Linked DNA regions of Mus musculus: region 1 is linked to region 2. The links are chromatin contacts, found by Hi-C or POLR2A ChIA-PET in ENCODE. All regions are on one chromosome and are shown on one strand. Each heading gives the region's core, a stretch centred on a gene start or an enhancer-like site at or near the end of the contact. The rest is flanking DNA. Distances are from core to core; before and after follow the strand shown.

Evidence for each region. A loop is a pair of places that touch in the nucleus more often than their neighbours do. ChIA-PET counts read pairs that join two places held with the same protein, here RNA polymerase II (POLR2A).
Region 1: a map of heart shows a loop between it and region 2 (3-fold over the local background). The contact joins the promoter of Urod here to the promoter of Toe1 in region 2. A Hi-C loop is called at or near these places in 1 of 37 maps with a recorded cell type or tissue (heart). POLR2A ChIA-PET finds 5 or more read pairs at or near these places in 4 of 5 experiments (Patski and embryonic stem cell).

Annotation. Positions count from the first base shown.
Region 1 is chr4:116,991,662-116,997,071 of GRCm38, forward strand. It overlaps Urod (uroporphyrinogen decarboxylase), which reads right to left and starts at 2,752. Exons shown (of 10, transcript NM_009478.4): 1 at 2,670-2,752; 2 at 1,924-2,036; 3 at 1,727-1,806; 4 at 1,587-1,649; 5 at 1,165-1,362; 6 at 903-1,064; 7 at 1-97. The coding sequence starts at 2,689. It overlaps Hectd3 (HECT domain E3 ubiquitin protein ligase 3), which reads left to right and starts at 3,673. Exons shown (of 21, transcript NM_175244.4): 1 at 3,673-4,110; 2 at 4,286-4,446; 3 at 4,700-4,792; 4 at 4,871-5,006; 5 at 5,253-5,368. The coding sequence starts at 3,742.
Region 2 is chr4:116,804,701-116,809,817 of GRCm38, forward strand. Toe1 (target of EGR1, member 1 (nuclear)) reads right to left here and starts at 2,859. Exons shown (of 8, transcript NM_026654.2): 1 at 2,768-2,859; 2 at 1,917-2,059; 3 at 1,786-1,826; 4 at 1,559-1,655; 5 at 1,285-1,443; 6 at 786-1,045; 7 at 432-594; 8 at 1-355. The coding sequence starts at 2,819. It overlaps Mutyh (mutY DNA glycosylase), which reads left to right and starts at 3,034. Exons shown (of 16, transcript NM_133250.2): 1 at 3,034-3,071.

The DNA.
Region 1 (5,410 bases), core at 1,502-4,001, 190 kb after region 2:
TCACTCGCTTGGCCACATCACGAATGTAGGGCAGTGCAAACTTGCTGAAGAGCTCGGTGCCAAGATGTCCTGCGTGGGACTCAAAGAGCTGCAATGCCTATAAACAGGTGACAAGAAAAACACACAAAGAGGAAGTACCTCAGGCTCCATAGACACATGATATCTTAATTCTCCTCAGGTGACTTTAAACCCTGACACATTCCCTGAGGCACAACAAGTTTTGCCTTAAAAGAAAAAATAGAAACCAGCAGCGGTTGTGCACACCTTTAATCCCAGCACTTGGGAAGCAGAGGTAGGGGGACCTGTGAGTTTGTGAGTTTGAGGCCAGCCTAGTCTACAGATTGAGTTTCAGGACAACCAAGGATACACAGAAAGAAAAGAAAAAAGAAAAGAAAAGAGAAAAGAGAAAAAAGAAAAGAGAGAGAAAGAAAGAGAGAGGGGCAGGCAGTGGTGCACATGATTTTAACCCGAGCACTGGGGAGGCAGAAACAGGTGAATCAAAAATAATAATAACAATAAAGTTTTACCTTCTCCAGACCCTCAGACCTTAAAGCCCTGCTGACAGTCTCAGGAAGGGCTAAGAATCTACATGGTTCTCAACCTGTGGGTCACAACCCCTTCTGGGTGGAATGACCCTCTCTCAGGGGTCGCATATCAGATCTCCTGTATACCAGATATTTACATTACAATTTACAACAGTAGGAAAAGTACAGCTATGAATTAGCAACAAAATCATTTTATAGTTGGGGGTCACCACACCATGAGGAACTGTATTAAAGGGTCACAGTATTAGGAAGGTTGAAAACCACTTAGATACTCTAACCAGATCATTGGAGGAAAAGTAACATCCCTGCTTTCTCCAGTTTGGGAAACCATTTACCTATTTGTCCCTAAAGACTCACCTGAGCACCAGCAGCCACTTGTCCTATTAGGTATGGGACCAGAACATCAGTGAGTATGCCAAGCAGCTTGTGACTGGCCTGTGGCCTTTGGTAGAGCCATCGTTTGGCCTGAGCCATGGTGCTTGAACTGCCGCCTTCAACCATGTATGTCATTAGGGTCCACTACAAAAAGATGAGGACGGCAGACACAGGATCCCTTGTCTATTCCAGACCTAGGAGCCTGACCTCTCCATGCTCCCATCCACACCCCTGGCCGCATTACCGGAGCACCAGCAAAGCCAATTAGTGGCACACGTCCGGCCAGCCGTTGTCGAGTAAGGGTGATGGCTTGGAACACATAGCCTAACTCTGAAGCCGCTGCTGCTGGATCCCGTAGACGCTCTAAGTCCCGCTCTTCTCTTAATGGCTCTGGAAAGCTGGGTCCTTTGCCAGGTACCATGGTCACCTCCATGCCCAATGCCTTAAGGGGGATAAAATATATGGGTACACAGCCTGGAACTCAGAGGTTTCTGTTCAACGTATGCAACAAAGAAAAGACTAAAACCTCCTGCAAACTCCATCCCTAGCGTTTGCCGCTTCCCCGTTATGTATTTAAACCTGACAAGACAGAGGATTTCCAATGAGTGCCTTCCTCCCTCTCCCCTCTTTTTTTAAAGTCCACAATCCAGGATCAGGATTGAGTACCTGGGGTACAACAAGGATGTCAGAGAAAATTATGGCAGCATCCAGAGGAAACCTTCGTAGTGGCTGCAGGGAATAGCAAGTAGGTTAGTAAGGAGACACACTGGGGGCATGAACCCCACCCTGGTTCGTGGGGCCCTCACCTGTAGAGTCAGTTCACAGCAAGCCTCGGGAGATCGGCAGGTGCTGAAGAAGTCCTGGGCAGCCCTGGTTTCCCTAAACTCTACAAGGGGAGATGGAGGACAGGACTCAGCCACAAGGTCTTCCAAAGTTACTATCTTCTCCTATCTTCACCATCTAGAATTTCAGGTTTTATCTAGACCACAGCTTTGCCCCTGACCTGGTAAGTAGCGGCCTGCCTGTCTCATGCACCAAACGGGAGTATAGTCTGTTTCCTCTCCCCAGGCTGCTCTCAGGAACGTGTCATTCTTCAGCTCCGGGAAATTCTGGAGTCTGGAGATCAGGTGAAAGGTACAGGTAGGAGTAAATGTCATTATGCTAGACTGGGATTCGGGGAGGGCACCGGTCCAGTCAGGCCGTTATCTGCCTACTCCAGACCAGCTTGCAAACCATGGCTCCCCGCCCACCGCCTCCCCTCTATCAAGTGGCGCACAAGCTCCCAGGAGGAGGGCCCCACTAGGGCCTCTTTCCTACACATTTGTCCACTTTCCCAAACTCAAAGAAACTGGAGGGACTAGAGAAGTGGAATGAAGATCCAGTAAGGGGATTAGGGGAAAGGAGTTAATTTGGGGAACCGAGCGGCAAGCATGAGAAGCTGGGATCCCCAAAACGAGAAAGGATCAAAGCTGATGGTCCCAGGTGCTAGTTAGAAGTTCTGAGTCACCTCGAAAGAAAGTCTCGGGACGCAGTCCCGCACGGTAGTCCCTGGAATGGAGACTGCGGGAAGAGGGGGGGGCAGGGAGCGGGAAAGGTTCTGTTCCATGACTGCAAGATTTGGAATCTCAGCGACTTGGGTTCAGACTTGGAGAGCTCCAATAAAAATAAGAGTTTAAGGACATATCCCTGAATTGGAAGACTCGGATCAGAAAGTAACGTAGCCACAAGCGCGTGCAGCAGAAAACTCACCCGAACCCGTTCGCCTCCATGGTAAACAGTAACTGAGCGGTCTCCGCTTTAATCTGAGGCTCCGCCCCGACACCCCAGTCCCCGCCCCTTCCTGAAGAGAACCCTGGGCGGCGCCATATTGAGAACCACGTGACCGATCCAGTGACAGCTGTGGGGCTGCCCTCCCTGCTGCCCGTAGGACCCAAACAATTTTTTACCGTAAAGTCCACTGTTGCGACGCAGTAGCAAATGCCCCAAAGAAATGACTTCCCAATACATGTTAAAACTTTTCTCATCTGTGGTATAGAAGACTTAGTACAAGCCTCGCTCTCACTCCAGTCCATGAGTCTCACAATGTCGTCTAGCTGTATAGAAACCGAAGATTTTAGGCTCTACATTTACACTACTAACCAATTTGTAGAAGTGGTAAGAGTGCTGAGCAGGACAGGAACTGCTCTAGCAATCGTCTAGGAAGCCAAAATCGCATTTAAGTGGGCAACGATTATTAGTCTCCTGGAATTAGAAACAACAAATAGCATCTATCCAGAACGATTGTACATTCCTATCAGTGACTGGAAAAGGGGTCATTCTACCAAACATTTTAGTCACACGCCCCCTAGGATAGTTGAACAATTTTTATAAGATTTCTCAAGCCTGGTGTGGTGGCTCACGCTTTCAATCCCAGCAGTCGGATGGTAGAGGTGCGAGGATCTTTGAGTTTGAGGCTAACCTGATCTACAGACTGTAGTGAGTTCCAGGACAGCCAGGACTACACAGAGAAACAAAACAACACAATAACAACAAAAAGATTTCTTCAAATGTAATATTCGTTGGGGACGGGGAGACAAAGACAGGACTCCAAATCATCAGAGTGGGTCGAATAAAGACTGAACAAGGATAGTAGCACTCGGTGGCGGGTTACAAAATAGGAACACCTGACACTATGGTGGTAATAGGTTGTGCATTTAATCTAAAACATACGGTAAGGTAGGGTGGGAGGTGGGGCCGGGTGTGGTGGGAAGCTCTGCTTGCTGTCCCCTGGCTGCGGCCGGCCAGGGTTTCCCTGGACGAGTCTCACTTCAGCGGCTTCGCTATGGCCGGCCCTGGCCCCGGCGCGGCGCTTGAGTCCCCGCGGCAGCTCCTGGGTCGCGTGCGCTTCCTGGCGGAGGCGGCGCGGAGCCTCCGGGCCGGGCTGCCACTGCCTGCGGCGCTAGCTTTCGTGCCGCGGGAAGTGCTCTACAAGCTGTACAAGGACCCGGCGGGACCCTCGCGCGTGCTGCTGCCCGTGTGGGAAGCAGAGGGCCTGGGGCTGCGTGTGGGAGCCGTGGGCGCTGCCCCGGGCACAGGCTCTGGACCCCTGCGCGCCGCCCGTGACAGTATCGAGCTCCGGCGCGGCGCCTGTGTGCGCACCACTGGCGAGGAGCTGTGCAACGGCCACGGGCTCTGGGTGAAGTTGACCAAGGTGCGCCCCGGATGGCAGGGACCCCACAAAAGACCCCCTGGATCTAGCCAGAGCCCTGGTTGTTCCGCCCCCTTATCCCATAATGAGCTGGCATTGCTTTCCGTGCTCTTTGCCCCGGGCTGGGCTGGGCGAGCAATTGAGTTGATTTCTGTCCCCATCTGACTCGTCCCTGCAGGAGCAGCTGGCCGAACACCTGAGTGACTGTAGTCTGGACGAAGGCTGGCTTCTAGTGTGTCGACCAGCAGAGGGCGGAGCCCGCCTTGTACCTATTGACACTCCCGACCACCTGCAGCGGCAGCAGCAGCTATTTGGCGTGGACTACCGGCCGGTGCTCAGGTCCTGCAACTCAAAGGACGCTATTTGGTGTCTGGCGGATGCGGAGGGTTTCGAAACACAACCAAAATCTAAACCTTGGGTTGTGTGAGAGAGAGAGATTTGGGTGGAGGTGGGGTAAGAACTGGCAGAGATGAGACCTGAAGGGGGATGAGGCTTCTAGGCTTGGAGCTAGAACTCCAAGGCTCCAGATCCTGAAGGTGGTGTCCTGTTTCCCCGTACCTCCCTCCTCATTTACTCCACTCTGTGCCTACAGATGGGAACAGGTAGTGGACCTGACCTATTCACATCGCCTGGGATCCAGGCCTCAGCCAGCAGAGGCATATACAGAAGCTATACAAAGGCTACTGTGAGTTATCTGGAACGGGGTGGGAGAGGAGGGAGCAGGGCCTGAATCCAACCTAATTAGGGGCTTGGGGCTATTTAGCTATGTGCCCCCAACATGGACATATGAGTGCGACGAGGACCTGATCCACTTCTTATATGACCACCTGGGCAAAGAAGATGAGAACCTGGGTAGTGTGAAGCAGTATGTGGAGAGCATAGATGTTTCTTCCTATACGGTGGGTACTGGACTCCTCCTGTGCCTAGATACAGTCACATCCCTCAATGCTAGGTCCAGAACTCCCATCACCAAACTAGGGCCAAACCCATGTCCCCATAGACCATACTTAGTCCCACTACCCTTGGAACCCCTCTAAGGACCCCAGACACCCTTCCTATCCCACACCCACTCCAACTCTGCTGTTTCTGTTCCCTGACCCAACACACATGCCCAGTGTGACAGCACCTCTCTGCCCTTACCTTAGGAGGAGTTCAATGTGTCCTGCCTGACAGATAGCAACGCAGATACCTACTGGGAGAGTGATGGGTCCCAGTGCCAACACTGGGTACGGCTTACCATGAAGAAAGGCACAATTGTCAAGTGAGTGGGCTCTGGGCATGACAGGGTGGATGAGCCATGTGC
Region 2 (5,117 bases), core at 1,609-4,108:
GCAGCTCTGAGGTGGCCACATCAGCTGTTTCAGCACTTGTCCTCCTATGTGCCATCTCCAAGCTACTTGTGTGACCTTCCCTGGAGCCAGGCTGATCCCCAGCCTCACCTTCTGCCACTTTTTGTTCCATTTTCTCAGTCTCGAGGCTATCTTCACAGACCTGTTTTGTGGGAGGACCATCTTCAGCTTCCGCAAGGGTCTGTGTCCCTGGTTGGCTCTGTAAAGACCTCTTCCGTTTGTCCTTACGTCGCCGTCTCCGCCGCTTATCTTCTGCCACAGCCTCATCAGTGTCAATTATAAGGTCAATATCGTGTGACTGAGGACACTGTGGTCCCAGAGGACACCAGCCATAGGCCTGGAGGTTGGAAAAGTGTAAGAAGGGGCTCCATACATCAGAGCCTTCCCTCCCCAAGAAATGGACATTTACTCACCGAGAACTTGTCACAGATGCCAGTGGTACGAGAACGACGGCAGGTCCCAGGGGACATACAGCAGCGGTAGTCAATGTGCCCGCTCATGCTAGATGGATAGCTGCAGAATTCCAGGGCAAGATGTGGGCTGCCAGCTGCCCGCTGCTTCCCATTCTCCCGCTCACTGCAACAGCGCAAGAAGGTATTGCTTCACTAGCATATAAGTTCCACCAGAACAGGGGGGGTTGTGTTTTGTTCACTGCTGAATCTTCAGCACCTAAAAACAGTGCCTGGCATATGGTAGGTACTAGATAAATAAGTGAATGAAACAGGCTCATGCCAGGCCCCACCCCTTCCCATCAACCATGTTCTCACCATTTCCGGAAAGCGTATTCTAAGTAGGAAGCTACAAATCGGGCATGGAACTCGGCGGCATATTTGGTGTCATAGATGCCTGCTGGGAACATCTCACACAGGTCAGCAGTGAAGGTCCCCAAGTTCTCAGGCAGGTGCGCGTAGAAATTCTGGTACAGGAACACCAAGTCTATAAGGCCATTATGTAGCACCAGGGGCCGTCGGGCCCGAATCAGTTCAAGGAACAGCGTCCGTACCGACTGGCTCTGGCTCTCATCTCCCTAGGTGGAAGGGGAAGGACAACGATGCCCAGTCAGCACCCAGTCAGCACACTTAACCAGGTTTCCCACTGGGGAAGCACCGCCTCATTATCTAACCCCGCCCTGCCCCTTCCACAAAGGTCTTGTTTCTCGAGCCTTGTCACACACATGTCCCCCACCCCCCACCCCCCAGGCCTATGCAAGCAAGAAATAAACCACACGGGACTCGAACTCAAGGCCAGAGGAAGCTGGAGAGCTACCTTGTCATTGCCCTTATGGTAGGGGATACCCTGGGCGTACTGCCGGTTGAAGTTGAAGCCATGCTGTACCAGGAACTGCACAGACTTCGGTTCTATAACGTACTCCTCTATGCATAGCAGGGTGAGATTGAACACTTGAGCCAAGTAAGAATTTTCACCCTGAAAAACATGAGGATCTACTTTACCAAAAACTGGGAGGAAAAATTTCCACCATTAAGATCTCAACTCTCAGGCCCCATGCCTCCCTCAGACCTGGGATGAAGGTAATTCCTACCTTATCTGGTTGCTGCCTGAAGCAGGCGAGGCCCAGGGACAGGACAGAACGGGTCCTGGCAGCATGACACACGGCCTTGTAACGTTCCTCAATGCACCTTAGAGTTGGGTTTGGGCATGAGTTAGTTTCACAAAGAACCCAAACTACCAGGGCTGGCAGTCCCTAGCTTCTGGGTTGAGACCTACATATTTGTTAGAGCTGGGATCACAGGCAAGGCTTATACTTACTGGTTCAGCAAACTCTTCCTATCCCCGAGCCCACTCAGCTCCTATGGGTGGGTAAAGGAAGTGTGGTTATTTTCCACACCCATCACCAAACACTTCACAGCCACCTGCCCTCCCTTCCTCCCACTCCTCACCGTGTCCACAGCCACAAAGCTAGCTGTCTTTAAGGCTAGCAAGAGTGATGGCCATATCTCCTTGAAGTTGTCACTCTGCACGTCTACCACAGGAACCCGAACCACAAACTCCTCTGCAGGTTGTGTGTTTTTGTTGACACCACCTGGGGATAAGGGCGTTGATGGATTTAGATGGTTTCACAAGGTCCCTGTGGAGCAAACACCAAGCTAGATGTGGGCAAAGGGGTGCCCACTGACAAGCTTTCACTTAAAGATTTTACATCTACCAGCTCTAAACACAAGCTCTGAAATGGGCAGTGCCCTAAATTTGGAAAAAGGGCATCTGTGTCTTTTAGTGCCTTTATGTGGGACTGGGAAATCATTTCTTTTTTGCATCATGATCAGGAGAAAAGTGGACTAGATAACCTTTGAGGATTCTTTATCCTCCAGCCTGTAATCCCAGGACTAGGGAGCATTAGGCTGAAGGACCACGAGTTCAAGGCTAGCCTACAGAGCATGCTCCTATCTCAAACACAAACCGATCCCATAAAGCCACATATACATGATGCCTCAACAGCTACCGGAGTGCTCCAAAGTTAAACCCAAGCTCCACTTACTGTGGACGACTACGCACTCTGGTATTACCGACTGACAACCACCGGCTCCGTCCAAAACACACCACCCATCCCACCTCACTGCTCCACTCTACAACAGTTCGGGTTTTGCAGTTGCACGCGCTGCACACTGGGAGTTGTAGTCTAAGATAGCTGAGGCAAGAAGAACTACAGGCCTGTCTCCGAGCTACCGGGCCGAGGCTTTTCCCTCCCCAGGACCCCTTAGGCTTCTGTGGCCATCCCTGGGGAGCCGCTCACCGTCAGAGGGCGTTGGAACTGGAGGCACATCATCGTCACTGTCCGCGGCCATGACGCCCCTCGCCAGCCTTCTGGAGGTACGCAGAGACTTCCGCTTCGTCTCCAGAAGCGACACGGATCTAGGATGGGGCGGGGTCTCGGCGTCTGGGTCCCGTAGGGTCAACTTCCGTTCCGAGTGGTCGGGCGGGGTGCGGAGCGTGGGCCTTGCGCGCGCTGAGTGTCTATTGGCTGGACGGTCCTACTGACCGAAGCCACGCCCCCTTCGGGGTTTCTTGGGAGCGGCCGGTCGGAGACTGCGCAGGAGGTAATCTGTGCTTTCATTTGTGGTGGCGGGAACGTGGAATCTTAAAATTACAGCCGATCGTTTCACTTACACAAACTCAGGGTTGGCATGGGCAGCGCAGGCTTCTCGGCGCTGGGTTGGGGAAAGAATGCCTCCTGCGCTGAGCTAAAGCAAGCCTAGGAGTTCGGGAGAGAGGGGTGCACGGCCGAGTAAAGGGGTCCTGAGCATGGACACAAGTCCAGAAAGATAAGGAAGTGAGAGGGAAGCGTTCTACAGGACACAGGTAGATAAGTGGTAAAATGACCAGGAACGTTTTAAAGATAATTCACCCAAGTATTAATGTGCACTTGAGTTAAGGTTTTGGTAGGTCTTAATTTGACCTGTAGGTGGTAACAATGTCGGAATTCAGTCCCATCCTAGGAAGTGTTCTCTAGCTCCACCGACCTAGATTTCTCCTTATCTTAAAAGATAAAAGGCTTCAAACTTATCTTTAAAAATTCAGGCTGGGTGGGATGGTGCCTGACAATAATCTCATCCTTCAGGAGGCAGAGGCAGGCGGATCTCTGAGTTCAAGGCCAGCCTGGTGTACTGAGTGAGCTCCAGGGCTGCACAGAGAAACTCTCGTCTCTATAAAACAAAACAAAAAGCAATCTCCACACCTGGAGTGCTGGGTTATAGGTGTGCACAACCACTCTAGTTTGACTTTTTTTTTTTTTTTTTTTTTTGGTTTTTCGAGACAGGGTTTCTCTGTATAGTCCTGGCTGTCCTGGAACTCACTTTGTAGACCAGGCTGGCCTCAAACTCAGAAATCCACCTGCCTCTGCCTCCTGAGTGCTGGGATTAAAGGCGTGCGCCACCACGCCCGGCTAGTTTGACTTTTTAAAAAAGATTTGTAGTGGGCGATGGTGGCGCACGCCTTTAGCCCCAGCACTTTGGGAGGCAGAGGCAGGCGGATTAGGTGGGTTTCTGAGTTCGAGGCCAGCCTGGTCTACAAAGTGAGTTCCAGGACAGCCAGAACTACACAGAGAAACCCGTCTCCAAAAAACAAAAACAAAAAAGGTTTGTTACTATTTTTAATTCCGTGTATGATTTCTGCGTGGGTCCGTGTGTGTGAGTGCAGTCGGATCCCACCCTCCAACACAGATCTCACAGCCCTCTAATCCCCCTGGCCGTAGCCTAGGGCTGATATCACAGCTGGTTTATGAGCAGTCCAATATGGATGCTATGATCAAAACTCATGAGCCCCCACTGTGCAGCCACGTGGGATCCGGGATTGAACCCAGGACTTCATGTTCCCTAGACAGTCACTAACTGACCAACATCTCCACTCAAAAGTTGTGGGATTTTTTTTAACTTTTACTTTGTTTGTTTAATATATATGACTGCTTTCCTGTATATGTGCACAGGGTCCCTGTGTCCGTGTTTATTTGATATATATGAGTATTTTCTTGAATATATGTATGTGCACAGGGAGGGTCCCTGGTGCCCATGAGGCTAGAAGAAGGTGTTGGATCACCTGAAACTGGAGTTTCAGATGATTATGAGGTGCTGGAAATCCAACTAATTATCACTAACCACTGAACTATCTTCTCAACTCCCAGGCTTGTGGTTGGTTGGTTTATTTGTTTGAGATGAAACCAGAGTTCATAGTCATCCAGCTTAGCTTCCAAAATGCTGTTTCATTTAAAGTAGAATAAGAAGACATTGACCAAAAGAATCAAAAGTAAATTTGACATTACACTTGCTATAAAAGCTACAATGGAGAATGCCAGGTATGGTGGTGACAAAAGCCATGAACCTTAGCACTAGGGAGGCAGAGTTCCAGGCCAGCCAAGGCTGCATAGTGAGAGCCTGTGGCAAAATAAAGTAAAATAAGATTAAGTTAGGCAGTTGGAGCATAGTGAAAGGATGAGACTCTGGCCTCTGGATATCAAAGCACCTTGCATACTGGGTTGGACTGGAAGGAATGAAGCTTAGCCGGGCTGGTGGGTTAGCAGGATCTCAGCCTGTGCGTGTGGAAGAAACAGCCCTCTCCTGGAGACAGGCTTCAGTGAAACTGCTCTCCTC